2 separate regions of the Homo sapiens genome follow, and region 2 is linked to region 1. The links are chromatin loops, found by intact Hi-C in ENCODE. Cell type or tissue: spleen. All regions are shown on one strand. Links, peaks and the distances in the headings refer to the core of each region. The heading gives the core; the rest is flanking DNA. Region 1 overlaps LOC105372088 (a long non-coding RNA gene). Region 2 holds the start of LOC105372087 (a long non-coding RNA gene).

Region 1 (15,844 bases), core at 4,794-12,793:
GACAATCATAGTAAAAGGATGAAAAATGTGAATTATCTCTGAACCAATCTATGAATTTGATTCAATATCAATCAATATTGTGAAAGTTTGCTTTTTCTTCTGGGGGTTGTGTGTGTGTGTGTGTGTGTGTATCTTATAACTTAATGAACTGATTCTAAAATGTATGTGATAATGGAAAGAGCCAAGAAGAGTTGAAAAAGCCTTTAAAAAGGAAAAACTGAGTGAATGCATTTTATATTAGATATCAATACTTTTAAATCTACAGAAATTAGATCATCATACAGTTAAGCTAAGAATAACAAAAGGCCAAATAAATGGAGTCTAGAAACAGGACAATGATAATATGGACCTATGATGACAGTCGTGACACTGCAGCGAAGTATAAAATGAACAGTCTTTTAATGAATATGATTGGACAGTCAACTATTCCTATGAAAAAATAATAAAATTGACCCCTACTCATACATTCACAAATATCAAATACCGATTTATTGTCAATCTAAAGTGAAAAAGAAAAATAATGAAATTTCTTGAAGATAATATGGGAGAATACAGGGCACTAAAATAATCACAGAGGAAAAACTCATAAAATTAACTTTATCAGAATAAAGAATATTTATACATATATTCATCAGAGAAGATTTAATGACGGACAAGAGAAGCCACAAAAAGGGAAAAATATTAATAATGCTTTTAACCTACAATTCTGAAGGAATTTTCCAAGGGCAGCAGCTACTCCTAGCTGAAAAGTAACCTTAGTATATTTTAAGAATGTTAGTGACCTGAGCCATATGAAAGGGAACATGATATATAACAGGACTCTAGCTTAGATAAATGAATGGTAAAGGCCTACATTAGTATTTCTAAGGGCACGAACTAGAGATTTCCAGATAAAAGTAATATACAATGATGTCAGTGGGTGCAGACCTGAAACTGGAAGTGGTGGGAGATGTTGAGACAGTTAAAGTATTTCTGCCCCCAGAGGCTGATAATTAGAGAAGCCCCTAAATGCCCATTGCAGCAAGAACTTATGTAACAGGTGGTCAATCCCCAGAGCTTGTTTAGGGCAAGGAGTAAAGAAATAGAGTCTCACATACCAAAAAATATTTCTACAGGACGATTTTTCTAGATAGACTGTACCAGGACTCAACTCATCAGGAGTCGAATATGAACCAGGAGTCTGAATACCTCACTATTTAGGTCACTTGTCATCACAGAATCAGAAAACTGCAATTTGCTTTGATGTTTTCCTTTTATTATTTATTTTTCCATAGCATCTTAGCAAGTTTTATTTTAAATGCTTTTGCTTAAAAACAAAAAGAAAAAGAAAAATAATTTTTTATCAAATTTGGCTGATGATTAATGCGGGAATTTTGGGGAGAAGAAGAAAACAAATCCGCCTACATTTTTTCAGAAAAGCTACAGTAGGTACAGCACCCCGGAGACACAGTGAAGTCACGCCAGCTGGAGAAATGGGAAAGTAACAGAACCAAGGCTGTAAGTGGGATGAGTTCCCCACATCAAAGGAAGTCCTGGGAATAACTAAGATGGCTGTCTCTCTCTCTCTCTCTCTCTCTCTCTCTATATATATATATATGATTAGGAATCAGAATGTTAAAATTTTCCCAAGTGCTCCTTATGTCAGACCCAGAATTACTTTCAATCTCTTTCATGACTGTCATGTTTACCTGTTCATGGCATGTTCTACGCCTTGTCTGGAGAAGTGTTCTGGGAAGCTGGGAAGTATGGCTATTGTGTATCTAAAAGGCATATTCAAGGCTTAATCTTTGGTAAACAAGAGTGTTCAGATAAGACTGCAGCTGGGAAGAGGCACCACTGGAAGATAGGTGAGGTAAGAGGTTCTCAAGGCAACTCTAAAAACCATCTTTTGTCCAGTTAGGTCCCTGGCCTTTATGTTTTATATAGGTTATTGGCCTATGTATTTTTACAATATGATCATTAGGGTTGGGGAATAAGGTTGACCAAGATTTCCCAGACATTTGAGTATAGATGAGTCATAGCAGCTTGCAGAGGGTCTCTGAAGATACCCTAGATATTTTGGAGTATAAACAATTACTTTGTTAGCAACAGTGGATTATATTAAGCTGAAAGGATGATTTAGCCACAAAATTGAACTATGTGAAAAAAATTAAGGGATCTATTCAATTTACAATTGCATCAAACATAAATAAACCAATAAGCTACTGGGAGTAAACGTGACCAAGGAAGTGAAAGAGCCTTATACCAGAAACAATAAACACTGAGGAAATAAATTAAAGATTACACAAATATTAATAAATGGAAAGACATCTTGTTTTCATGGATTGAATTAATATTTAAATGTCCATACTACCCAAAGGGATCCAGAGATTCAGTGCAATCCTTATTAAAATTCTAATGTCATTTTTCATAGATATAGGGAAAAAATTCTAAAATTTTGCTTGCTTGGGCACCACATCTACTGAAATTGGAACAACATAGAAAAGATTAGCATGGCTCCTGTGCAAGGATGATATGCAAATTCATAAAGCATTGCACACTTTTTTTATAGTAATACTATTCACAATAGCAAAGACATAAAATCTACCCAGGTTTCCATCAACAGTGGATTGGATTTTTAAAAATGTGGTAAATATACACCATGGAATTCTATGCAGCTATAAAAAAGAACACAATCATATCCTTTGCAGGAACATGAATACAGCTGCAGGCCATTATCTTAAGTGAATTAACACAGAAACAGCAAACCAAAAACTGCATGTTTTTACTATAAATGGGAGCTAGACATTGGGTACACACAGACACAAAGATGGGAGCAATAAACACTAAGGATTCTAACAGTGGAGAGGGAGAGAAGGGGGAAAGATAGGAAAACCACCTATCAGATACTATGTTCACTGCTTGGATGTTAGGATCATTAGAAGCCCAAACCTCAGCATCAGGCAATATATCCATGGAAGAATCCTGCACATGTACCCTTTGAATGTAGAGTAAAATAAAAATTTTAATCCTAAAATTTGCACGGAACCACAAAAGACCCCAAATAGCCAATGAAATCTTGCCCAAAATGTGCATAGGTGGAGGCCTGTTCACCTAAACCTACTCATCTCAATGAAGAGCACAGGAAATTATGTCCATTTAATTTCACTTTCCTCTGTAAGCCCATTCTTGATCTCTGGGTTTTTGTTTTAATATTTGTATTTTAAATCAGAAATTGATTTTTCCACAGACATTTCTGATTTCTTTTTCTTAATCATTAATGAGGCAGTTTTACCCTACTGAGGTAAGTAAACCTACTAATAGAGTTATGCCATGGAGCTAAGATCTGTGAAGAAGTTCCAGCTGTTTATTTTTTCATCTCCCAGACAACTCCAGGAATGGGCATCCAATGCCTTTTGAGTTATACTTTCCATGTCTACATTGAAAATGGAACTAGAATTTGGGGGAAAAAAAAAGGCCTCCGTGTTTGAGCTGGCGGCCGGCGGCTGTGTAATTATCATTGCTCTTCTTTATTAACTGCTCGCCTTCGCCTTATGTGGTGCTTTGTTGATAGATGTAACCTCAATCTTGTTGCTATGGTGACAGTAACAGTCACTGAGAAGACTTTGTTTATGGTAAACAAATCCAGGCATATGCTTGAAGCCTGGTGGAACAGTTTTCCAGCTTCCCTTACACTGCTGTCCCTGAATGAAATCAAATAGCTCCAACTGAAAAACCCACAGCCTGGATTTGAAATATAAAAAATAGGAAACAGTCCTGAGATTACTGTTTCTTATGTGCGTGGGAATGGCCCCGTATATAGGTCTATGTTCACGAGTCAAGGCTCCCTGTTGAAGGGGACTCTCTGTGCAACACACGCAGAGGAATTGACCTGGGAGTGAGAGAAAACCTCCCATCCTGAGGGCTGTTGGCATCAATAGTGAAGCTGGGATGGTACATTAACATAATGACAAAAAATGCTTCTCTCTGCCCCTTACCAAATCCTCTCTGCTAGGCATGCTGAATTCTTATATATTGGAGAAAAAATTCCTTCCAGAACACTCTCATAAACATTGAAGTAAGACACATTCAGCCCCATTTCTTAGATGTTTTTATTATATGAACGTGAACCACCATTTGAAGGAGAACAGTTGTCATGTAGATAGATGGAATTGAGGGTCAGATTTACTTCTCCATGGTGAATGTATTTGTGGTTGGCCTGGCTTTAGTGGCCCAACACATTCCCTGGCTCTCTTTCCCTATCTCTCTCACCTACCTCCTCAAATGTTTTCTCTCCAAACTGACAACTGCTGTCTAAAATTAAAACACCAAATCTTTTCCCCTCACTCTTCTGCATTATAAGGCTTTGATGGCTCACTTAAGAATGAAAACTTAAAAATTTCAAAGAATGAAAATTTGAAAAGCATTATAATGAAATTGAAATGGTGTGTACAAACCATCAGCTATTTATGGCCAACAGTGTGCACAAATTAGAGACCATTTCTTGGTACCAAAACATGCAGGAAGAAAGTGGACTGCCTAGCTGCAACGGGATATCTTTCAGTAGAGAACAGAGGGCCAACAGCCTGAAATTCCAAGAACCATTTTTTTGGATTTCATAACAGCTCTTGAGAACTAGTAGAATCTTGCTTGTTCATTCTTTTCACCACCAACCAAAGGGCTTTACTTACCTTAGCTCTCAGGTCTCAGGGTCCCCAGGTGTGTGGCTCTACAGAACAGTTGAGCCTTAACACAGCGATTTTTAATCCCTCAGACAGAATTAAACTTCCTGCTAAATATTTTCTTGTTTTCACCTTTTACTTGGGTATTTGTCTCATAAGCCCACACTGAGAATACAATGTTGCAGGGTTTTATGTAGCTCATTAATTCGTGTTCTCCAGTGAGGGGGTCTGGGGATGCTAGGGTGAAGAGTTTAGGCCAACACTAAAGTGATTTATCTGCTAAGTACATGAATTAACATTTCATTGGTTGGAGGCAGGTATTTATTCTGATTTACCTTCGTAAAGTGGAAAAAACAAAAAGTATCTTCTTGATAAAGAACCTGGAAATTAATTAAACAGTAATAATAATAATAATAATAGTTAATAAAACAAAGTATAGTTTTTCAATTTAAAACAGAATTTTTTCTTTCATAAGGTCAAAGAAAGATGCCTTAACTGGGATTCCCAGCATGCTGCCCACTCTCTCAAATTTGGTTTGTACCCACTGATCTCCTACTTCCGTTTCTGGAAACTTCATCTATCATTTACCATCCTGCCTGTCAATCCCTAGGGTCCTCCTTTTCTTTTGTAATTGTTCAAACATCATTCATTCATACACACATGCAAACACACAAACACACTCCAGCTTTTCTCTGATTTCTTTTCTAACTCCTTAGGGAGGTTCGTCTTCTTTTTGCTAGCATATCATTCAGCAGCTCATTATTATGACCCTGCATTATGAATTAGTTTGCGAATTACATCATGTTGGTCAGTGGCTAGTAAGCCTCTTGGCAACTGCCCTCTCATTTTCTTCTTTACAATTCCCAGTTAAAATATAGGTACTGTTGGTCACACATCGGCTGGAGAAACTGGGATGTACAGACATCACACAGATCCAGGAGTCACAATTTGAATTCATGTCAGTCTCACCACAGAGGTCATGTTCTTAATCATGACACCGAAAGATGTTTTAGCAAGAACACTTTGTTCTTGAGCAAAACTTTGGGCCGTGGAACTTGTTTCCCTGCTTTTCCTGATTAAGCCAGTCTGAGAATTTTAGAAGGAAACTTCAAAGATTCATTTACCTTTTCCCTTTAGAGGCTGAAACCAAAAGTTGGCCATAAACATCAGTCCCTGAACCGTCCCTTTTTATCCCCACCATATGCCTCTAGATCTGCTTAGGGAATTTCAGTTATGCCCTCCCCCAGTTAAATACACCTCCAAATGTGTCTTCCCATCCTAAGAGCATTATAATCCTATTTATTTAAAAAAAATAATTTAAGGGTGGTGCTTGATCCTCATTTGAGCTGTAAGCACTTGGCTGTTACTTTTTGTCCTATCCTGAGAAACACCATGTAATGGTGGGGCAGGAGGAAAGAATTCAGGACTAGCATGCCACCACTATTCCATTATTAAATTGAACAATATTTCACTTTCAGCCTCTTCTATAAAGACTTGCTATGGCAGATTATAAGCTCTTTCTCACTTTATAGTTCTACAGATTTTTACATTTTAAGAAAGAAGCTCCGGCGCGGTGGCTCACGCCTGTAATCCCAGCACTTTGGGAGGCCGAGGTGGACAGATCACAAGGTCAGGAGTTCGAGACCAGCCTGGCCAATATGGGGAAACCCTGTCTCTACTAAAAATAAAAAAAAAAAATTAGCCGGGCGTGATGGTGGGCACCTGTAGTCCCAGCTACTTGGGAGGCTGAGGCAGGAGAATCACTTGAACCTGGGAGGCGGAGGTTGCAGTGAGCTGAGATCATGCCCCTGCAGTCCAGCCTGGGTGACAGAATGAGGATCTGTCTCAAAAAAAAAGAAGCATGAGAGGATTGAGGGATGAAGAGATGGAGCACGGGGGATTTTCAGGCACTGAAACTCTTTTGTATGACAATATATGGGTTGATACCTGGCATTATACATCTCTCAAAGCCCAAAGAACTATATAACACAAGACAGACTCCAGTGTAAACTACAAGCTTTAATTTATATAATTTCTTAATGTTTGCTCATCAAGTATGCAATAATAATGCAAGATATTAATTACAGAAAAAAATATGATGGGAGGTGTTGGGGCATGTGGACTTGTACTTTCTGCTCAATTTTTCTGTAAAAGTAAAACTGCTCTGAAAAATATAGTCTATTAATTAGTGTTAAAAGAGATAAGAAAAAATATATATGTCCAAATACTGGCAAAGAGAAATGAAAACTGAAGAGTGTCAGTGATGAAAAGTAAGGAAATTGGACTCTTCCAAGTCCTTAGTGATACTTCTACCTATTTCTGAAAATGTTTGAATTGTTATGTCCATCCATATACACAAGCCATATGGGCTATGAAGTGGATTGTATTCAAAGAGTCTTGTGAAGGTAAAAGAAAGTCGGACATCCCTCCTCCTCTCCCCAAAAAAACCAATTTGCCTATGCTTCGGTTTCTATAAAATGCACAGATGTGCTAGCATTTAGCTGCCTCCCTGGGGTGCACTAAAACTGTTGCTCTGAAGTGTTTCAAGACTAGAGCATCCCAGGGCCTGGCGCTGTGGTGGGACTCAAGGGAAGAGATAAAACACAAATTGAAAAGCAGTATTACTTGGGAAATTGTAGTTTAACACATGTGACAGCAGTCTCTCCCTGTCTACTAAGATTTCTTCCTTATTGCTTTCAGACAAAGTCTTCGTGATATCAGGGTCATATTATTCTCTTCCTTTTTCTACACCTTGATTCACTCTTCCATCTTCGGGTAAGAGGAAGAAAATTAGGTGAAGATCATATGTGTAGTTTTCGACAGAAATTTTGCGTGCACTTTAACTGTCAGCTCCAGCACTAGTGTTGTCTCCACTTTCCCACGTATAAAGCCTAGACATCCTTCAGAGCTGGGCTCAAATCCCCTTCCTAAACCTGCATTCTATTAGTGATCTTTACTCCTTCTTTCAGCTCCTCACTCAGCACTTCATCCCTGCAGTTTAGAACTTGACTACATGCTGCTGAATTATAAATTGTACATTCAATTTATAACTTGCCTAACTTGAAAGAAATCTACATGTACATATATATCTACCACTGTATCTATATGTCTATCTAATCTTAAAGATACAACTTTTTCCTTTTACATCTGTTGAATTTCCACTGCTAACCATCCTCAACTCCTGCCACTGTGTGTTCATTGAAGACAGCAATATTTGGAGGTTTTTAAAGAAAATATAAACCTATATGTCTTTCAGTCCTACCTATTTTTCTTCTTAATCAGGCCCTGAAACTTAAAATTTTCACTGTTACCCTCCCTAGGCCTAGTGGGTTGACTTTGACATTCTATTTGATATTTATGGGAGGAAATTTCTTTCAGTCATCGATTAAGACAGACGTTATTGTTTCATGCCGAGATTTTAGTAGAGCTAGGCATCCTGTTTAAATGAGGAACTTGAGTAGAGTTCTTCTTTAAGTAATGAAGAAGAACAGATAGCAAAGCTGTGGGACATAGGCTCAGTAATATCAGATCAGTTTGGAGAATCACCTACATTGTTAGCCCCTGAGAGAGAGCATGGCCCAGGGAAAGAAAAAAGTACCGGAGGTACAACTACCTGCCCCAACACATCAAAGCCTGTGGTAAGTTTCTTAACCTCCCTGAAACTGAACATCTGCAAAAGGACTTTGTTTCTGTATAACATGAACTTGTGAAGGCCATATAAGATAATACCCAAGAAAGAGGTTGCAAGCTGTAATATAAAGATATAGATTTGTTAGTGATAAACCAGAGGGGAACATGACAATATTTTCTGCCTTGGGAAGGTTAGAAGAGGGGCAGGGTGGGGAAGGTGAATTCTAGAAAAATAAGAGGTCACCAGTTACAAAGTTTCCCTACTTTAGTCCTTTAGGATTACCCTGTTTGAAGCCAAAGAATTTAAAATGGCTCAAACTAACGTTTGCGATTGTTCAGTTCAGTTCAGTTTCTTTGTTTCCTAGATAATGAACTTTTGTCACAGAGTAAATGCAAGCCCATGTCTCACTGCATGAAGAGTAACACACTCATCTGGGTGACTCTTGGCATATAAAGCCACCACCTGCAGAACTTGGACAAGTTGTTTGATGTCTCTGAGAATCTAGCTGAAGCATGTAAAATTCTTCAAATTATTAGACCTGACTTTGGGTAACTTTTTTTCTTTATTGATTTCCTTGGCCATAGTTTTTATTCTCATCATGGGAATCTTGCAGGCTATCTGGAAAAGACCTGTCAATGTACTTCTTTTCTCCCCAGTATTGATTCAATTTCTTTGCCTAATCTGAGCACTATATAACAGCAACAACATGTGTAGGTCACATGTATTTATGCTGAACTTTGCATTTATAAAGTTTTTGTTTTCTTTAAAAATGTTTGCATTTTTAAAGTTTTTGCACTACAGTGGCATTTTCTGCAAAGGAGAAGGAGAAATTTTCTCTTCTGAGGAAGATCTTTATTTGTTTTTGTTTTGAGATGGAGTCTCATCCTGTTGCCCAGGTTGGAGTGCAGTGGTGTGATCTCAGCTCACTGCAATCTCCTCTTCCCAGGTTCAAGTGATTCTCCTGCCTCAACCTCCCGAGTAGCTAGGACTATAGGCGTGTGCCACCACATCCAGCTAATTTTTTATTTTTAGTAGAGACAGGGTTTCACCATGTTGAGCATCCTGGTCTCAAATGAGGAAGACTTTTCTATTAACTCTTCTCAATCACTTTTATTTTCAAGGACTTATTCTCTCTTGTGAAATTCTGTAACAAACGACAGACTACTCAACCAAAGGCTTTTTTTTTTTTGTCACAAAACAGATCATTAGTCAATTACCTAGCATTTATTGAGGGCTTACCATGTGTTAGATAAAAGTTGTAAGAGGAGGCATAAGACCCTGCCCTATTCAGGGAGGCAAGCTGTATACTGCACAGAAACAAAAGGAAACTATGATGTCGGGCATACGAAACTCCAGCAATGACACAGGAAGTCCAGCAGACAGGTAATTGCACTGAATTTGGGAGCCCAGGGGAAGATGTGTGAAGCTGATTACATTAAGAATGTTCTGAGGAATATCAAGGTTTAAATCAGCAGAGCGGAGAACAGGAGAGTATTACAGGTGTGAAACCTGAAGGTCCAGAGGACACAGTAAGGCACAACAGATAACAAGGTCAGTGAGAAGACTGCCCCAGCTGGAATAGAGAATTGGTCTAGGGTGACGAACAAAGATGAGGCAGAAAAGCATTTTAGGATTAACTATGGAGCTCCTCTCCTGCCAACATGAAAAGCCAGGACTTGTGTTGTGAGCACTGAATGTGTGAACAGAGGTTGGAGTTTCAGAGTTTGAGCACGGAGCTAGAGATATCTGAATTTGACTCTTGGCATATAAAGCTACCACCTGCAGGACTTGGGCAAGTTGCTTGATTTCTTCAAGCCTTCACTTCTTCCAATATAAAATTGAATTAGTAAAATCTTATAGGTCTCTTATGAAAAGAGACTAGGTCTTTTAATGGAGTAGGTGCTAAAAATATATTTTGCTATTCTTTTTTGGTATTAGTTATGGTTTTTGTTTGTTTTTGGATAGCAATTGTGTTGATATGTAATTGTTTTTCTTCTGAGCTTCTTAGTAATTATCCAGGTCAGAATATGCCTTAGAATAATACATATTTTTGAACCTAGTCTTATCATCTTACTAGTTTTTGGAGCCTACAAATTTTCCCTGATTATGGGATCATGGGCTTTGAATTACAATTTATCTCTAGTCAGTGATTTTTAACATTTTGGGAGTTATAACCTTTTGGAATGGTTTGACATTGAGGAATTTTTAACAATTAAAAAAACATAAAACTTTACAATGAAAAATAGAAACATACAAATAATTTTATTTTTATACTTAAGGAGTATAGCTGACTCAATGGGTAGACGTAATTGGCAACTTTAAAAGAGTTTTCTCCTTCAACAAAAATATTCCCCTCATTGACCTCCTATGGTGCCTGAAATTCTACCATATGCTCTCCTCCTTAAGGAGCCATGGACCCAGCAGGAGAATATTGATACAATGATGGTTTTTACAGCATTATATTCCCTGGAAGGGGCAACACATTAACCAGTGAACACACCAAAAGGATGTCTATCATTTCATCTCTTATTGATCACACAGTCTATTACTCTTCTCTAATAGTATGGAGATCCTTCAAAAGTAGCCAATGACAAAATAGGAATAATAGCAAATACTTATAGTACTTGCTGCATGCCAGGTATGTACAATTCTCACAGCAGTTTTTTGAGGTAGGTGCTATCACTGCCCTCATTTTACAGTTGAGGAAACTGAAGTAGAGTGAGCTGCCTAACCTTCATATATTAAGTTACAGGTCTTGGATTTAAACTCAGGACCTCTGCCTCCAAGTCTGGTCCTTAACCATTATACAAACTGTCTTGTCCTTTGAAATGGTTACCTACTTCATTCTCCAAGACTAATGATGGTAACTTTTTGGGAGACATTAAGGAAATATAAGTAGATCTGATGTATCTATAGTGAATATCTTTCGTTGTATACATGTGTGTCCCCTCCGGGGATAGGAGTTGCCTGGGAAGGGCAGCTACACCTCTGAAAGGCTATGTAAGGCCAGCAAAGCCACAACCTAGATCAAGAGAAATAAAATAACCTGGCTTCTTATGCCTGGCCTTGTTCCAGGCATTAAAACTGAATGACTAAGGGCATTTTCTTGACATTTTCACACTATAAAACTAAGTTCTTTATAGCCATCCATAGCCAAAATATTAGCCAGTAATGAAAATTATGTGTTCATGTTGTACCACATATCCTGGGAACCTAATTTTATCAGCAGACACCTGCACAGAGATGCCAATACAGAAAATGAAAGTTAAACATCTCACATTACCCATAATTACCCAGCAGAGAAACTGATCCTGAAAAAGTGGAGCACAAAATAGGAGAGTTTTGATAGGGGAAAAGGCTGAAAAATGAGAATTAAGGGAACATGAGAGCCCAGAATATTTAAGGAGCAGAGCATATAATCAGAAAGAGCTCTAAAAGACAAGTAGAGAGGCTGTAAAATATGGAGGACTTGGCTAGTTCTTGGCATATGTTATCTAAAAGTTTAGCAACCCAAAGATTATATGCCAATAATTGTGGAAGAATACATTTTCAAAACGTGAGCAAAGCAATGTTTCCTGTTTCACACTCTTTTATAGTGTGATGTTGCTGCTCCTCCATCAAGTCTATTTCTTTACCCCTTTGAATCTGGGTGATCCAGGGCCAGTGACTATGTTGTCCAATATAATATGGCAGAAGTGACACTGTGAATCTAATGCCAACACTGAGAGCCCAACATTCATGTAGTAGCCATGTATAGGTGTTCCTGTAGATAGCCTCAGATCCCAGCTGATAGCGAGCATCAACTCCTAGCCCTGTTAGAGAGCTATCTTGGATATCTAGACCACTCCATCCTTCTGATGATACCAGCTCCAGCTATTGTCTGACTGCAACCACATGAGAGGCTTTCAGCAAGAACTGTCTAGGTAAGCTCAGTCAGCCCTCAGAACCATGAGGTTATTATTGGTTGGTGCAAAATTCATTGCAGTTTCAACTGCACCGTTAAAAGTAATGGCAGAAACAACAATTACTTTTGCACCAACCATATAATAAATTGTTATTTTAAGCTATTAACTTTTGGGGTGGCTTGGTACACAGAAATAGTTAACCAGAATCCTAATGCAATGAAAGAAGATAAAGCTTAATGCCATCTAAACGGTTCCCAACAGCTAAAAACTAAGCAGAAGAAATGTTAGGATATTAATACACCAGGATATAGCATTTATGAAGACACACTAGACATGCTTTCCCCTTGATGAGACCTTGAGTCTTCACTCTAGCAAGGACAATCATGTCTAATTCTTTAGAACAATAAAGGCTTACCTGCTTCATGAGATCTTTGGTTTTGTTCTTTTGAATCAATACACTACAGAATCAGGCTGGAGATCTTCAAAGCCTAACTGCAGCTTCTATGAGCTCTTCCTTCTCTAATTCCACCTGACTAGTCATGAAGTCCTATAAGGAGATACAGAATAACAGGCAGAGCATTTAAAAAATTTTTTTATTTCCGTAGGTTTTTGGGGAACAGGTGGTATTTGGTTACATGGGTAGGTTCTTTAATGATGATCTGTGAGATTTTGGTGCACCCATCATCTGAGCAGTATACACTGAACTCAATTTGTAGTCTTTTGCCTCTCACCCCCATCCCACCCTTTCCCCTTAGTGCCCAAAGTCCATTATATCATTCTTATGCCTTTGCATCTTCAACACTTAGCTCCCACTTTTGAGTAAGAACATACGGTGTTTGGTTTCCCATTCCTTAGATACTTCACTTAGAATAATAGTCTCCAGTTCCATCCAGGTTGCTGTGAATGCCATTAATTTGTTCCTTTTCATGGTTGAGTAGTATTCCATTGTATGTGCGTGTATATATATATATATATATATATATATATATATATATATATGTAACTGTATATATTATATATACATCTCATTGTGTGTGTGTATATATATATATACACACACACACATACACACACATCTAGTTGTCCATATATATAACGGGATATATATATATATATCTGGTTGTCCATATATATATATATATATATATATATATATATAGACACACACGATGGAATACTACCTATATACACACACCAAAATTTCTTTATCCACTCGTTGACGGATGGGCACTTGGGCTGGTTCTATATTTTTACAATTGCAAATTGCGCTGCTGTAAACATGCGTGCGCAATTATCTTTTTTGTATAATGACTTCTTTTCCTCTGGGTAGATACCCATTAGTTAGATTGCTGGATCAAATGGTAGTTCTACTTTTAATTTTTTAAGGAATCTCCACAGTGTTTTCCACAATGGTTGTACTAGTTTACATTCCCACCAGCAGTGTATAAGTGTTCCTTTTTCATTGCATCCACACCAACATCTATTATTTTTGATTTTTTGAATATGCATTGTTGCAGGACTAAGGTGGTATTGCATTGTGGTTTTCATTTGCATTTCCCTGATCATTAGTGATGTTGAGCATTTTTTCATATGTTTGTTGGCCATTAGTGTATCTTTTTTGAGAGTTGTCTATTCATGTCCTTAGCCTGCTTTTTTATGGCATTGTTTTTATGTTGCTAATTTGTTTGAGTTTTTTTGTAGATTCTGGATATTAGTCCTTTGTCAGATGTACAGATTTTGAAGGTTTTCTCCCACTCTGTGGGTTGTCTGTTTACTCTGCTGACTGTTCCTTTTGCTGTCCAGAAGCTCTTCAGTTTAATTAAGTCCCACATATTTACCTTTGTTTTTGTTGTATTTGCTTTTGGAGAGAACCTAGAAATAAATCCAAATACTTACAGCCAACTAATCTTCAACAAAGCAAACACGAACATAATGTAGGGAACAGACACCCTTTTCAACAAATGGTGCTGGGATAATTGGCAAGCCACAGTGTAGCAGAATGAAACTGGATCCTTATCTCTCACCTTATACAAAAATCAACTCAAGATGGATCAAGGACTCAAATCTAAGACCTGAAATTGTAAAAATTCTAGAAGATAACAGGCAGAACATTTGAAACTAAACAAAGGGGCTGAGAATTCCACTTCCATCTTTCATTCTTCAACTACTGGTGATCATTTTTTATGAAGACAATAAAAAATTAATACAGTATTGACCAAAAGGAGATCCACTGAGCCAGGGAATGATCTAGTGAGCTACTCTATTTTTATCTTCATCTCCTAAATTTCTGTCAAATATTCTTCAGGTGTGCCATAAAAAATCAAATTAGGAACATGTGAAATATAGCAGGCAGTTGCTATTATACTTGGGTCTGTGGTTATTAGCCGTGAAGTTGTTCTTCTTCTATTTCCTTCCCATCCTCCTTTTGTTTTGATGTGGCTACTTGCAGATTGTTATCTGTTTTCTCATCTCCCAGATGCCTTCTAAACATGTCTGATAATTTCCCTTGTTTAGTTCAATTTATATGTATTTGATCTTTTTCTTCTTTGATTAAAAGTCAGCAGCAATTCAGTTAGTAGCACAAACATTAGCAGTACCAGTAAGCTGAGGTCAAAAGCACATGTGTTTCATTTTTCAGCTTCCTAAACTCCCATTCCTATACATTATTTTGGAGAAGATTATACTGTAATTCTAATGCTACCTTTCTTGTTAAAATAAAGGCAAAAATATGTCCCATGAGGAGCAATAATGAATCTTTCTGGAACTCATCTATTAATGGAATTCAAAGCATTCCTGGACACCAGATCCCAAGGTGGCAAAATAAATCATATCATTTAGATATGTAAGGGCCTTTAGAAATGCTCTACTTGTGTATATGCTGTTTGGAAAGTCTACTGTGGAGTGGTCTAGAGGATTAGAATTCCTGAATAGAGCTTTATTTAGGCATGATGATTCAAAGTGCAGATGGGCAGTGACGATCAAAGATCTAGAGGGAGGGCTCTGGTGATAGACCAAGCCTGGAATAAAGACAGTTCAGGAGGGCAGGCAGGTTCCAGCTGAACCCTTTAACAGCAGCAGAATTGATAGCCCCCTGCTGTCTCATTGCTGTGGTGAAGATATGGACCTATGCTCATGTCCTCACAAAAAAGGTTGTCCTTTTTTTAAAAAGCTGATTCAAAAAAAAAAAAAAAAAACCTACTTTTTTTTTCCACACCCAACATCATTCAGGGTCTGTGTCCAACAAGAAGAGCATCTGCTCCATGCAGCTGAGAGGGCACATGGGGTGTTTCTATCTTGGCATAATTTGCCAGATCTGAGTTCCTAATGTCTTCATGGGACCTGATTTTTTTTTTTTTTATAAATAAGCTGCTTCAAAAACAAAAATAGAACCCACAAAACAGAAGATAAATTTATAAAATCAATCCAGGTCAGTAGCTCCAATACTAAATCTAGACATTAGATTGCCTGACTGCCAATGAACTGTTTTTCCCACTGCACATTTTAATTTTTGTTTGGTATGTGCCCATGTGCACATGTGTGGGTACGTGTGTTACTGTGCATATGTGTGTGTGTTACTGTGCATATGTATGTCTGGGCCATTATGATGTTTTTCTTTCACTTATACATTTACTTTTTATTTTTATTCA
Region 2 (15,844 bases), core at 3,502-11,501, 60 kb before region 1:
AGCTTCGGCAGAGCATATCTGTGTCACTATAAAAACAAGAAGATGACACATCTTGTTAATGTGGTCAGAAGTGCTACGATGGTGTATAAGTGTGTGTGATGTGTAAAACATATGGTTTCTAAAAGATTCTATGAATAACTCTATTTTGTCCTGTACATCTGGCAATTACTAAGCATCATCTGTGTACCTACAACATGCAAAGCTTTTTATATACATGCTCTGTGTTAGGTGAATGACCATTTATCTCTGTTACTGGGAATACAGCCTCACCTGCAGTATACACTCAATAGATATTTTCTGAATGTATAACACACAAATTTGGACCATTGCCACTATCTATGTTATAGGTGGGTCAACCAAGCCATGAAGACAATGTGTGTTTTGCCCAGTCACACAGCCGGAAAGCACCAGAACCAAGATTCAGCGAAGATTTTCTGAATCCAAAGTCAGCACATTGCCCAATTGTCTAGTGAAACCAAAATATAATGTAGGAAAAATAATATAATGTGAAAATTCATAATCAGTCCAAGAGGATTTTGAACTTGTAGAAAAGAGATGACAAGAAGTTTTACCTGATTCATAAATGGAAATGAGCTTGAGAAGGAAGAGACTCAGCTGAATACATGAGAGAGAATAATACAATTTCAGAGTTCATAAGAAAAAGAAAAAAGATAATTGCCAATAAAGAATAAAAATATGTAAATTTGCTGATAATAAAGTCATGCAAACTAAAGTAGTGATGAGATTGCTTGCTTCTTAAAATGATTTAACCAATATTCAAGAGAGCTTATTATGTGCCAGCTGTAGAAAAATAAGACATTTATAATTTTTAATTTGGGAGATTATATTGGTAATATTTTATCATTGGGGTGTAAAATGTCAATCACTGTCTAGCCTTGAACTTGTGGACTCAAGCAGTTCTCTCACCTAGGCCTCCCAAAATGTTGGGATTACAGGCGTGGGCCACCATGCTCATCCTTAACATTTTCTAGGAAACAATTTGGTGACATATTTCAGTAGCCATTTAAGTTGTTTATACTCTTATCAAGGAGTCATCCTTACCTTCTTCATAGGACGCTATTCCTAATAAAAAGATCAAAAACTAGAAAAATATTTATACACTAGGATGTTTGTAACAACGTTATTATGACAAAACATAAATATAACCTAGGGTATAGGACAGTTAATTAGCAAATCAAAATATAATTATGTTATTGAGTATAATAAAGCTATTAAAATGCTATTTTGATGCCCATATGTAACTACAAGACAGAATATGCTGATGATATAGTGATACAGAAAAAATCAGTATCCAATGTCTTTGATTTCATAAATTGCACAGTTACATAATTCTGCTATATGCATATATACATTTCATATGCATATAGCATAATTAATTTATTCACACTGCCATATGAAAACACAGGTGGTTTTTTTTCTATTACTTTTTTCTCTGAAAAAGATTTAATTAAAAATTTTAACTGACACATAAAAATTCTACATATTTATGGGTACAATGTGATGTTTCAATATATGCATGTAATGATCAAATCAGTATAATTAGCATATCCATCACCTCAACATTTACCTTTTTTTAGTGAAAACACTCAAAATCCTTTCTTCTAGCTGTTTTGAAACATTTAATACATTATTGTTAACTATAATCACCCTACTGTGCAATAAGGACATCAGCACCTATTCCTCCTAAATAATTATAACTTTGAACCCGTTAATCAGCCTCTTTCCATTCCCTCCTTACTTAATGTTTTTTTTTTTTATTATTATACTTTAAGTTCTAGGGTACATGTGCACAATGTGCAGGTTTGTAACATATGTATACATCTGCCATGTTGGTGTGCTGTACCCATTAACTCGTCATTTACATTAGGTATATCTCCTAATGCTATCCCTCCCCACTCCCCCCACCCCACGACAGGCCCTGGTGTGTGATGTTCCCCATCCTGTGTCCAAGTGTTCTCATTGTTTAATTCCCACCTATGAGTGAGAACACGTGGTGTTTGGTTTTCTGTCCTTGTGATAGTTTGCTCAGAATGACGGTTTCCAGCTTCATTCATGTCCCTACAAAAGACATGAACCCATCATTTTTGTGGCTGCATAGTATTCCATGGTGTATATGTGCCACGTTTTCTTAATCCAGTCTATCATTGATGGACATTTGGGTTGGTTCCAAGTCTTTGCTATTGTGAATAGTGCCACAATAAACATACGTGTGCATGTGTCTTTACAGCAGCATGATTTATAATCCTTTGGGTATATACCCAGTAATGGGATGGCTGGGTCAAATGGTATTTCTAGTTCTAGATCCTTGAGGAATTGCTGCACTGTCTTCCACAATGGTTGAACTAGTTTACAGTCCCACCAACAGTGTAAAAGTGTTCCTGCTTCTCCACATCCTGTCCAATACCTGTTGTTTCCTGACTTTTTAATGATCGCCATTCTAATTGGTGTGAGATGGTATCTCATTGTGGTTTTGATTTGCATTTCTCTGATGGCCAGTGATGATGGGCATTTGTTCATGTGTCTGTTGGCTGCATAAATGTCTTCTTTTGAGAAGTGTCTGTTCATATCCTTCGCCCACTTTTTGATGGGGTTGTTTGATTTTTTTTTCCTGTAAATTTGTTTAAGTTCTTTGTAGATTCTGCATATTAGCCCTGTATCTTACCTAAGGCCTATTACTGCACTGGAAATTAATAAAGATAAATTACTTCAAACTTGGAGGAAGTCAGTATCTCAGTTGTCTGTTGGACATGAAAGCTCTTTCACTCCCATATGTGCTCTTATCCAAGATAGTTCTGGGTAAATAAGGAGAAGTAGGAGGATGAGAGGTTTCATGTCTTTGTAGACATGACCTTCTGACCTTCACTGGTCCGTCCTGTGGAATAACTGGTCTCCTAGAAGGAACCCCATGAGGTCCAACTGCTGTTTTTTGCTTTTCAGGGGAACCTGCTGGTCATGTCATTAATGCCTGTGGTCCCAGCCATTGCTTCAGTTATAAGTTCACCAGCCATGGCAATCACCTTGTTCTTACTTTGGATGGATGCTCATCTATCCCCCTCTCTCTCCAGCTCCTCTATACCTTTTCAAAAGAACGGATCAAACTTCTCGATTCCATAAATATTGTATAAGGCAAAGTCAAAGATGATGGGATCTGATTCAGCTTCATTACCTAAATGCCCACTGCCACCACTTCATATTCCATGCTATGTTAGATGTGCTTTGAGACAAAAATCTTTGCTCTTGTTTAGCTTTCCCATGTAACTCATGATAAGTGTGCTACTTACGCTAATATTCTGTGGTTCCTTCATACCTCTTTAGATGTTTCAAATCCCTCTTTTCCCAATACCTTATTGTTGGCCCTGAGGCAGGGGTGGAGAATGACTAGAATGTTTGTTTTTGGCTTTCTAGTTCTATCTCCTTCTCCCTTCTTCTCATAGACAGTAGACCCAGAAGAGATGATCTGACCGTGACTCCAATTCATATCCTGAGTTCTCCTGGAATATATGGGAAGCATTTGATCTACTTTACCAGGACTAGATCACAAAAAATTAGTACCCAGAGAAATTTGAAAAATCTCTTTCTTTCCTATGAACTATACTTTCTAGAATCCATGGCAAGTCCAAACCAAATGTCAGGTTTTTAAGACAATTTGTTTATGAACCCCAGAAACCAGCATTGAAACTGCTAATTACTTTTTTCATAGCAGACTCAAACTTGTTTTTCCCTAGTACAGTAAAACTCATGGTTCAGCTTTGGAGGTGGATGGCTAAAAGGAAGCGTGAATTAAAGACAAAAATCCCATGATTTTAATACGTTAAAAAATTCAAAACTGTTTCATTATAAACATAGGCATACAAAATAACTAAAAGACATATAAAAATGTTAAGGATGGTTAATTTTGCCGATTAAGATAATAAGCAATTTTTATTTTCATCTTTACAGCTCTGAAGTTTTCAAATAATCTAAAACAAGTATGTGTAATTTTTATAATGATAAAAATAATGCTAAAAGAATCTTTATTGATGCAATCTCTTCTTTAAAATTCCCTTCTCCCTGGGGAAAAAAAGCAGAAAACAAAATCATATTTTACGACGTTTTGGCTACAATATCTAAACTTTTTAGAGCTCTGGGGAAAGAACCCACTGTTTTCCTGAAAAGCAGTCTTTGCATCTATATATTTTTTACTTTTTCATTTGATTGTCAAAGTAAACATTTTTCAAGTAGACACGTCTGACTCAGTGGAGTTCTTCATTACTTTATGTTGGGTCTTGCATTGCACAACATCTGGTTATGCTTTGTTTTGCCAGTAATATTTCATCCAAGACATTTTGTTCCCATTAATTATCATACATAAGAAGACATCTTTGTTTTATTTTTATGGTTCCAATTCTCACATAAGGCAGGCGATGGGGTTTTTGTGGGGTGGGAAATGGAGAGTGAAGAGAGACATATCCCAGTGCAATGGTATGTGAACAGCCACGAGGATGCTGCATCCCTGCAAGCAGATGTTGGGGATAAAACACAGGTCAAATTATGGAACCATTGTGTATGACCCAGTGTTGTTCTGTGCATATTTTATTGATGGGGGACTCTAGCAAGTGGAAGTTGAACTTCTGTGTTTGAAAAAATCATTCAATCTCTGCTTCATTTGATCATTCCATAATAATGTATGAAATATGCATAAGTCACATGCCAAGTGTGATGTAGAATATAGTGACAAAAAAAGACAAACGAAAGACACAGATAAGCAACAAAACAATGCCTGCTCTCAGAGATGTTACAATGAACTGAGAAAGACAAAAGTGTAAGCAACTAACTATACTAAAGAGTAGAAACAAAAAGAGCCCAAGCTTTAAATAATGTTTAATGAAATGATAAATTTTTCTGAGGAACTTGAAAGGCAGCTCAAAAGTGTGAATTGGAGCTTGTTCTTAAAGAATGAAAAGTAGAGAAGAAAGGGGGAAGAAACACAGAAAAAGAATAAGCAGAGAAATTGGGTAGGGTATTCAAAGCTGAACAACTAATGGTTCAAGGGTATCACTATCATTAACACATGCTTTAGTCACCAGGAACTGCTAATTTTACTTCTCAAATCTCTCAATTACATCTGCTTCTCCATTTTTATTTCCATTGCCATCATTGCTTGTCACTGAATTTATTGTAATAACTTCTTCATAAGAATTTATTGTTAGATGGATTTATTGTCTGTTGCTATATTTCAGGCACAGAATTAAGCACCTTTTGCACAGCCTCACTTAATTCTGAGGTATGGTGTATTCTATTATTAGCCCCATTTGATAGAAAAGGATTCTGAGGCTTGAAGACGTTGGTGGAAGAAACAGAACTTGCCTCCAACTAGCATGACTTCTAAGAATGTGTTGTCAAGGGCGTAAGTGACTCACTCACCTTGCTCTACAGCAGGGGGTCCCTTTGTTCCATCCCCAGGCCAAATCCTGCTGCTGCCTGTTATTGTAAATAAAATTTGTTTTAACACATTTACATCCTTATGTTGACATATTGTTTATGGGTGCTTTTGTGTTACAATGACAGAATTGGTGCAGAGTTGAGTGGTTGCAGCAGAAACCATCTGGCCCCCAAAGCTGAAAATTATTTACTATCTGGCCCTTGACAGAAAGAGTTTGTACCCCCGTGAAGCACCCTGATATTTTGTAGTTTTGAAATTATCTAGTATATCTTCTTGTTATTGCAAACAATTGTTCCATTTAAAAGAAAATACTGGTTAAATATTATTAGATGCCAGGTACTGTTCTAGGTGCTAGGACAAAAGCAGAACAAAACAGGTATAGCTGCTTCTTTGTGGAGCTCATATCTTAAAATGCTGAGGAGAAAGAGGAGAAAGAATGAGAAAGATAAGCAAACATGTAAATGCATAGGATACTATTAAATATTAGCAAAAATGCTGTGAAGGGAATGAGTTCAACTGATGGGATGGAATGAGGCTGGTGTGTGTGGGTGATACTTTTCACTTTTATGAATGGTTTGGCTAATCAGGTGTTTCATGAATGGGAACCTGAGACATATGAAGGATCAACTGTGTGTAGATTGAGATTAGAATGTTTCTTGTAGAACTGAAAGTGCAAAAGCTTTGTGTAGAAATAAGCTTGGAATGTTCAAGGAACTTGAAGAAAGCAAGTGAAGTTTACAAGGCAAGAATCGAAGTTAAAAAAAGGGGGCTGGAGACAGAGAAGACTGAACTTTGTTAACCGTCAAGTTGAGATAATATTAAATATTTTAGTGCATTTGGAAAATGTTTGAGAACATTAGTAGAGAAATGGTGTGGTCTGATTTACATATGAGGAGATATAATTATAAAGTAAAGCCAACGGATTTGTTGTTAGACAGTAGAAATATACACCCACACTGTGACCAGCATTGTGCTGTTTACCAATACATGATTCTCTGCTCCTTTTAGGCAAATGAGACATTGTATGTCCTCACCACCTTTCAATTAGACTCAGCCATTTGACTTGCTTTAGGTAAAAAATATAAGAGACTAAATCTGAGTCAAAGTAATTACTGGCACTTTTACAGAATTGCAGTTGAGCAACTCTCCAGCACACTTCTCCCTGCCACCAACAATGGAAGCACATGTCTGTAAGTGGGTGGCATGAGCTCTAACCAGACATTCAAACTGAGCCAACATGTATAGAACAGCTGCCCTGGAGAGTCAGCTAGACCTGCATCGAACTTTGTCAAAAGGGAGAAAAAGCTTTATTTTTATTTTTAATTGATGGTAAACAAACCAAAATATTGGGGTTTCTTGTTCCTGAAACATATATTAGCCTCTCCTGACTAATATGAATGCCTACTATCATTGGTTTTTCTCCACTTGAATTTCAATATCCAACTTAAATCCCACTTGTTATGGAACATCTTCAACAAGCATTTATTGAGTACCTAGCATGTGCCAAGTACTGCATCAGCTGTTATATGACTACAGGAATAAACACTTCATCTCCCCCGCAACCTGGCAGAAACTCAAAAACTAAAAAAGAAAAGCATGCATTATTAATCATAATATAATGTGGTAGGTGTTGTATAAGAAGGAAAAACAGGCCGAGCGTGGTGGCTCACACCTGTAATCCTAGCACTTCGGGAGGCCGAGGCAGGCGGATCACGAGGTCAGGAGTTTGAGACCAGCCTGGCTAACACGGAGAAAAAATAAAAATTAGCTGAGTGTGGTGGCACACGCCTGTAGTCCTAGGTTTTCAGGAAGCTGAGGCAGAAAAATCTCTTGAACCCGGGAGGCGAAGGTTGTGGTGAGCCGAGATAGCACCATTGCACTCCAGCCTGGGCGACAGAGAGTAGAGAGAATCCTTTAAAAAACAAACAAACAAACAAACAAACAAAAAAGGAAAAACAGCATATCATGGCCCATAGAAGAACAATCCAAAAAGAGCTGAGAGCGTGACATTTAAGCAGGACCTTCCTGTCCACACATAGCCCTATTTACATTGCTGCATTTCACATTCCCAATAATCCTGAAAGATACGTAAAGCAAGTATCATTACTCTCATTTTATAGATAAAAACAATGAAGCTTGAAGATTATAAAGAGCTTATCTGTGATGAACTAGTCATAGTTATAAAAAATCAAGCCTTGTCTTTGATTCAAAATTTAGTCTATATTTTGCTTAAAACAACAACAGAGAATAAAGTGACCCTAGATTCCCTAAGTTAACAATAAAAGGCAAGAAACTTTGAAAGCAGAATTCAGTTTTGCAAAACTTTCCATTTAGTAACCTCATTGATTTGGATTGAATCGCTTTGGAATCTCTGACATTTTAATAAAAAGTTTACTTTGGTTAAAATTGTTTTATTAAAAAATAAGACTAATTAGTTGGATAAAGAAGCTCACAGGGGGCATGTTTAAAATAATCATGAGCGCAATCTGTTTTCAAATACTACACAATAATTAGGAAAAATCTATTTACATATGAATGATCAATGATCTCACCATGACCATAGCAACTTAGAGATGAAACAGATTCTTAGATATTATTTAACTTAATTATCTTGCCTGAAAAATTGAGGCAACTGATACTGAAGTTAAAAAAGAAAATATATTAGACAATTCATTGTGAGCCTAGCTATAGCTTCTGTAGGAACAAAAGCAACATTCTTTGCAACCCAATCATAGTCAGTACTAGTGTCTACGTGGGTATTATTGGCTTGGCATCTTCAGACTGGAGATGACTTAGAAACCAGGTAGAGCCATAGGATCAAGACCAGGACATGCAGTTAGGAAAGATACAACCTAGGACACAGATGACTCTAGCCAGCTACATAGTCATCTTCAAGTGAATCCAAAAGAAGAAATTGGAGGCCACAGCAAGTAGTGAGGACACAGATGATAAGCTTGTACAGGTGATAAGAAATCAATAGGTCAATATTCAGATACCAGGCAGCATGAGCAGGAGAAACAAGACCTACATTTCTACTGGTGGTCAGAGTGAACCAGTTTGTGAGGCTTGTTTTGCTTGTCTCCATGAGGTCTTCTATTTACGTAACCTGTCAATGTTCTCCATTTTTGAGCCCTTATAGTATTATATACCTCTCATTAGCCATTTAACACATATACTTTTAAAAATTATTTTACTGAATGTTTTATGCATATATGAATTACTTACAAATTAATTGTTCATTATAGTGTCTTAGAAGAAAATATATTTCACTTAGCTTTTTGAGTAGTTTGTACTCATTGTTATTTGTTTATTGATTCCTTTATATTCAATTTCTTTATTGCTTCTTACCGTTCTCATAATGGATCAGGATGTCTCAGGTAATATTTTGCTGAAGCCACTTCATCACAGCACCTTCTGGATTGAAGCCCTAGTATCCAGGGGGAACAGGTGGGTAATCAGTGATCTTTTCTAGCCTAAGGCTCCAGCTCAAGAGGTTGCTGTTTTCCCCTTTCCCTGTGTGAGCTGTACTCATGTGTAACTTTTGACATCTGGAGGCAAAGACAGAATATTTTCTGGGAAAAAATTCAGACTTCATCAGATTCTATTTTTGTCCTCAGATCAGCAGCTTCTGTGTTTAATTAAGAAGAAAATAAGAGTCATTGCAAATATAAGACAGAGCTGACATATCCTGGTATTATATTAAGAAACATTCATGGAAACTTGCTCAAACATGACAAAACTGCTCCCAGAATGTGAAATAAAACAAGCTCATTCTTCATTTAGAGATATTAATTATTAATTGGTAATACATTAAAGACAAACACACTCCAGTGAAATCTCCGTATTCCAAAATTTTAAAATCAGAGTACAGATCACAAAGTCTTTCTCACATGCACTTCACATGCCTTCAATGCACGCTTATAATTATGCTTTGCACACCTTTTCATTAGAATACAGACATCTAAAAAATCTAGATAGAAGACGTAGATAGTAGTTTACATCACCCTACTTAACTAGGTGTGTGACTTCCGATGTGTTGCTTTACGTCTCTCAGCCTCAACATTTTATTCCAAGAAAAAAGATATTGGGCAAGATGAGCCCTAAAACTCTGCAAGCTGTAATGTTCCACAGTGTAGATGTCAGAGTAACACCTTGAAATAGGAATTTTCTCCCTTTTCCTCCATGAAATATATGATTATATACAACAAGCACCCTGTTCTGGTAGTCTTATTCCTCTCCTTCCCACCATCCAAGCTCAACCTCTTTCTGAAAAGTTACTGACTTGATACATGAAAGAAATAAGCAAAGCCATTTATCCTGAAAATATCCAGCTGGTGTGAGATTTTGGTCTACAGTACATACTAATTAAATAGAGAAGCATTTGAGATTTTATATAAAAAAAAACCTTAATTTACTAATTAAATGACAAGTACTCTTCTCAAATTGTCCCTTTGGCTTACTGTGCATTTCAAGAATTAATTAACAATGCAATCAGGCTACAGTTGTGAAATGCCAATATGGATGTGATTTGAACATGCAGCTTCTGTTTTCCATGCTGACTTCCTGTTGTTGTTGTTGTTGTGTTTCAATGCAAGCTGCACCCTAATGAAGACATTGGGTCTTTCAATTTGTCTGTGTAAAATTAAAATGAGTTTGTGGCATCTTGCAAGCTCTGCACACAACTCAATGACACATTTAACGGTGCATTGCCTAGCCCCTGACATAGGCATGTGTCTTGATTAGATTTCTCTAATCGTTTACTAGAAATGAGGAACATAAAGTCAGTTTGGGTTTGATGATGTCCATATGTTGAACACTTTTGAACTCGGTGATAATAATGCCTCTTGGGTGTGGAATCAGCGCAACCGATAGACTGAGTTCAAAGTAGGTTAATGCCCTGAGGTAATGAGGAAAGGAAAAACAGTAACGTGCTTTCTCTTTTTTTCTGCCTTGAAATTTGAGGTGGCCAAAAGAGCTGTGTTAAAAAGTAGAATATGAATGTTGTTATACTTGGATTTGGTAACTTGGTTTTTCTTCATTCTTCCACATGCTGTCCTGCTGTCACCTCACCACTCACCCTGCCTGAAAAAAACACATAACAGTTTGCACATACCACAGCCCTGGCCTCAGCTGTGACTGGAAGAGAGTGAAGTGCTGCCAGTGGGCCCCGCAGAGGACAGGGAGGTGGGAGGAGTTAGCAGTGAGAAGAGGAAGGCTGATGGCAAGGTGGTCCTATTGGGTATACTCTTGTCCTGCAAGGAAGTTCAAGTACCAAAAAGTGAATCTCTAAGTTCTGGAAGAGCCTTGGGCAAGAGTTAAGGTCTCTCTCTCTCTTTTATCAAAATTTGCTTTGAGAGTCATTTTGAAAGTAGCCATATTTTCCTCACTATAATTCTTAGCCTGTGAGTTACTTTTCCACATTTTTGTACTTTGAGCTGTCTATTTAATATATGGCACATGGCTTTTTCCCTCCTTAAAAAGGAATCTTAGACTTCAGGTCAGTTGGTCATGGTTACCCCTTCAGAGAAGGAGTAGAAAACATTCCTCCTGGAATCTCATCAATTATTTTCCATGGGGCCATTGGAGAAAGTTGAACACTGGGGTGATGTAGTACTTTCAACATAAGTGTTTTTTATTTCATTGCAAAAACCAGGCTTTAATCACACAGTGATATGCATCATTCCTTCCAGACATCAGGCATCTAGTTTCCGTGATAGCTCTAGACACCATTACCTTGACAGCAATACCTTGAATTTCTGGTCATTGAAAGAAATAGATAATCAGTGAACTAACTGTCTTTCCAAAAACAATAGTGATTAACCTTCCATAACTTCATGAACAGGAGTGAACTAAATAGTGAAGTCCACAGAATGTTAAATTTTACTATCTTATTTCTACTTTTCCTAGTGTTTTTCAAAATAACACCTTATTTATCTTGCTTGTTTTGGTGATTTTTCTGAATAATTTCATTTTATCTTGGTACTTGGAAAACAAATCTGTGAGGAAGGCATAGCATATATTTCGGTAACTGTCCCCCATTATCATGTCCTGTTTTGCATTTATTTATTCATCCATCTTTCAAAAACATTTATTATAAACAGGATAATAACAACCATAATAGGTACAATTTCTGAGTAGCTAAATTGTTGCACTGTATTTGAAATTAGAAACACAAAGATGAATGATTCACAGTTTCTGTCCTTAAGAAATTTGAAGTCTAATGGAAAAGACACCTGCATAAACAATAGTACTAAAATGTGTTTAATAAAAGAGAAATAACTGAGAAATATGGGAACACAGAGCAGAGGCATTTAACCCAGCCCCAGGATCTGGCAAGTTTTTCTGGAGTTTGGGGACTCCATTTAGTAACTTCCGCAGTGCCAAATTCAAGGTTTTAATATTTGAGATGACACAGTGATTAAAAGCTGACCTTGTTCTCATGGACCATGCAGATGATTTACAGAAATATACTAGTAATCAAGCAATTAAACCCCAGTTCTAAGGTGGCATACATGTAGCCCATTATAGAATACATCAAACCCAACTTTAAAGTGGAAGATCAAGGATGCCTACCAAAGAAGGCACCAAACTCAGGCCTGAAGAATCAGTAGGGCTCTAGGTTGAGTTGGAAGAGTGAACAGAATAACAGAAGGGAAGTTCATTGCAGTCTCAGTAAGCAAGTGCCATGAAAGAATATGGCATTTTCAGGGAACTGCAAAGTCCTATTAGAATTCTTCACAGCTGAAATCTGAAATGTAAGGCAATCCATAGGCTGAACTGGTAAACTGCTATAGCAGTTGGGCAGACTACAAAATAATTTGTACATTAGTTCAAGATGCTTAGACTGTATCCTGAGGATAAAGACAGCTATAGAAAGGTTTTTAAGAGACGTGTACCACAATCATTATGTTTTAGATTACTCTCACCTATTGTGGCAAAACTTGAGCTAGAATCTAGGCCCCAGGTTTTCCCCAAGATTATGCTTTGAACTCACTATCCCAACTTTCTTTGTCAGTGGTGCGCTCTTCGTGCCACCTTCACAGAAGGGCTTCTTTGGGGAAAATGTACGATTATGAAGGTTTTTCTCTCCAGCTTTGATTATTATTTTTCTTGTACATCTAAAACAGAATATCTCACTCCATTTTAGAACTTGTGTTCAGATAATTCCTCTGTGACAGTTATCAGATGTTTAGTGAGTAAATAACCTTTAAGAACATTATTAGAGAGTTGCAAAAACCCTCTGAAGATATGGGTTGGGGTGACATAATTTTCACATTCCCAAATAGCTGAACCAATTATATGCTGTGAGAGATTGCTCTAGAAAGAATAAAACAATGATGCCCTGTATTAACCATGTTTCTAGCTTCTGTAAACTTGGTGTTTCAGCATCTTCCCTGCCTGCATATGCCAGAAACACTTTGTTCTGGACAACCTGATAATCTGCCTGAGTCACCTCACCTTGGCCTTTGGCCTTCCTCATCATCCCCCCCTCTTCAGGTGGAGTCCGCCTTCTGAGACTGCACTTTTCAAACACAAACCAACCAGTTCCGAGTTACTCTTCCGACCAATCAGACTCTCACAAACCAGGCCACTATACATCTACCCTAGTCACCCTAGGTCTAGGTACAGGAAAACTAGGGATATTCCGTACACATCTGAGATGCTGACGTTACTCAAACCAGCTATTTCTAAAACAGCTTCCCCCATTACTTTCCATGGAAAACACAATAAAGGCTCTTGCCCACAACTCCCCACTCTCCCTCTGCCTCATGACTGCTCTTGCTCATTCCCTGGTCCCCCAAGGCATGATGTATATTCTCCCTCTCTTGAGATCTATAACTATAATAAACTATCTTTTCAGCAGCAGTCATCTCCTGATCTATTGGCCTAACCACACCTAAATAATAACGAAACTAATTAAAACATGCCCTCACCATGAAACTTAAATGTGTTCAGAGCTTAGTTTGTCAGAATGCTTTAACATATGGAATCTCCTTTGATCATGTTGCTAATCCTCTGAGTGAAGTGGTTCAGCTATGACACCTCCCTATTTGCAGAGGAAGAAAGGAACAAAACCATTAATTTGTCCAGAGTCATGTGGCTATTAGATGGTAGAGCCAGAAATGGAAAGCAGATGTCCTGATCTCATACAAGGCTCTGGGTATTGTGCCCCGCCTGACTGTCTCCTGAGGAGACACAGCAAACAGAGATTTTTGTACTATCGGCCCTTGAAAATGGGAGCAAATTGGAGTGTGGGGCCATCTGAAATAGTGGTATGTCTAATTAATCAAAATATGAACTAAATGTAATAAATCAAATTAATTGGATAACAAATGTTTCCAAGTAAATGTATTTTTCAGGAATTTATTAGTGAATAGAATGATTCATGGGTTATTAATATCATCGAGACATATAATTTCTTGACTTTAAAAATCCTTAAAAATGCTTGTTCTCTGAAATAAATTCTGTCAGTGTGATGCTATTAGTTTGATTTATTTTGTTAGTAAAACCTTTATTGTTATATAATACAAAGCTGTACAAATAGTAAAAGTGAATTCATCACACTGTAAATTAATGAGAAGAGTTGGATTGTATACTAGACATAATCAAATCCATTTTTTCTTATTTTTACATAAAAAGAGGGCCTTATTTTTCTGAAATTCTATTTGCCAATAAGTGATGGATTCAAAACAAGCTATGGCGGTTTGAATCATTGTTCATAAGCCATCATGCCCTCTCTGTGTTACAATTATACTTTTCTATTCTCTAGCATGAGACTCTCTGATAGCATCCACTGGAGTGGGCAAAGCATAGTATCCTGCTCCATTGATGTTGAGGTTGAATATATGACCTTCACTGACCAATGTAATGTGGGAAGAAGAGTCAGTCTGTTCATTCTGTACTGAAATCTCCATATGCATCATGTATTTCTGTGCACCCTCTTGTACTCCTGTTACTCAATAAGAAAATACACCAGGACTAGCAACTGGCTCGAGTAGGATGGTGAGAAGCCTGAGATGGTAATATGTGGCTGCAGCCTCAGCTACTTGAGGGGCTGAGGGGGAGGAGGTCACTTGAGCCCACAAGTTCAAGGCGGTAGTGAGCTATGATAGTGCCACTGTAGCTAGCTACAATCGTGCCACAGCACTTTAGCCTGGGTAAAAGAGCAAGATCCCATTACAAAAATAAACAAATAAATAAAAAGACAGATGAATGAATGAAAGAAAGAGAAAGAAAGAGAAAGACAGAAGGAAGGAAGGAAGGAAGGAAGGAATGAAGGAAGGAAGGAAGGAAGGAAGGAAGGAAGGAAAGAAAGAAAGAAAGAAAGAAAGAAAGAAAGAAAGAAAGAAAGAAAGAAAGAAAAGAGAAAGAAAAAGAGAAAGAAAAAGAGAGAAAGAAAGAAAAGAAAAGAACAGAAAAGAGAAGAGAAGAAAAGAAAAGAAAAGAAAAGAAAAGAAAAGAAAAGAAAAGAAAAGAAAAGAAAACCAGAAAAAGTCCTGTGGAAAAGATCTCAACCCAGCCTCCAGTCTGGAGTTAAGCCTAGTGGAGCTCCAGTCAAGCGCCAAATTGCCAACCTAAGAATTAGGCAACACAAACAAAAAACATGCTGAATTTTGGAGTACTTTCTTGCAAAGCATTATTGTAACAGTAGTTGACTGGTACACTAAGCCATCTATTTTCCGTCTTCCATTCCATGGATCTTATGATTGCAAATATGTTCATCTTTATGAATTTGGTTTAGCTCTGTGTAATGTTTTCTAAAAAGGCATGAAATCCCTCACAAAATGTAATCTCATTTACTTTATTTTAGGGATTTTGATATACTATCCAGGCAAATAAAACCTGCCAAGCACAAAGTGTACTGGGAATAACCAAGAATCCTATGTTGAACTAAAAATATTTTTCTTTCTGTATCTTTTTAGGCAAGCGCAGCCTGTGTATATGCTGAGTAGCTCACTTCTCTACTCTGAGTTACTTGAGAACTAAGCCAGGGACCACATCTCCTCCAAATTATTCTTAAAGTAGCTTATATGGTTTTAAAATCTTATTTCAGTAACCTAATTATAATCCCTACTTTTAGTACCCTTGAAGAGTCAGTCCCCTTAGAAAAAATATTGCTTCTTAAAACATCCCAGATAAACGTATGAAATGTTTGAATATGTACATATAGAAAGATTTGTAAAGCACCTCATGTACCTAATTAGCAAACAGATTTGTGCAATCTAAGAAGTGATTCCACATCGATGATCTCAGGTTAATTCATCAGGACAGATAGCATTGCACCATTTCAAGGGGAGAAAACTGAGGCCAGTAGAAATTGTTTAGGCCATACAGCTAGGAAATGGACTGCTCCAAATCTCACGCTGGAGCCACCTGCAAGAGGTGGGAGCTAGGAAGGAG

What was found. A loop is a pair of places that touch in the nucleus more often than their neighbours do. Peaks named below come from ENCODE experiments on the same cell type or tissue, not always from the same donor. Only the 100,000 strongest peaks of a DNase experiment are listed, where the experiment ranks them.
Region 2: it touches region 1 in a loop (2.5-fold over the local background); 2 of 110 quality-filtered maps call a loop at or near these places.

The regions. Positions count from the first base shown.
Region 1 is chr18:43,818,859-43,834,702 of GRCh38, reverse strand. All of the region lies in intron 2 of LOC105372088 (a long non-coding RNA gene), which reads left to right. It also overlaps the pseudogene RNU6-443P. Among named protein-coding and RNA genes, the nearest start is that of SYT4, 550 kb to the right of the region's middle. In spleen, for the core only: no CTCF peak of the experiment used is centred there; no DNase peak of the experiment used is centred there.
Region 2 is chr18:43,877,280-43,893,123 of GRCh38, reverse strand. All of the region lies in intron 2 of LOC105372088 (a long non-coding RNA gene), which reads left to right. LOC105372087 (a long non-coding RNA gene) reads right to left here and starts at 8,922. Exons shown (of 3, transcript XR_935414.3): 1 at 8,792-8,922; 2 at 5,425-5,481; 3 at 3,924-4,513. RefSeq lists a silencer at 5,266-5,560. In spleen, for the core only: no CTCF peak of the experiment used is centred there; no DNase peak of the experiment used is centred there.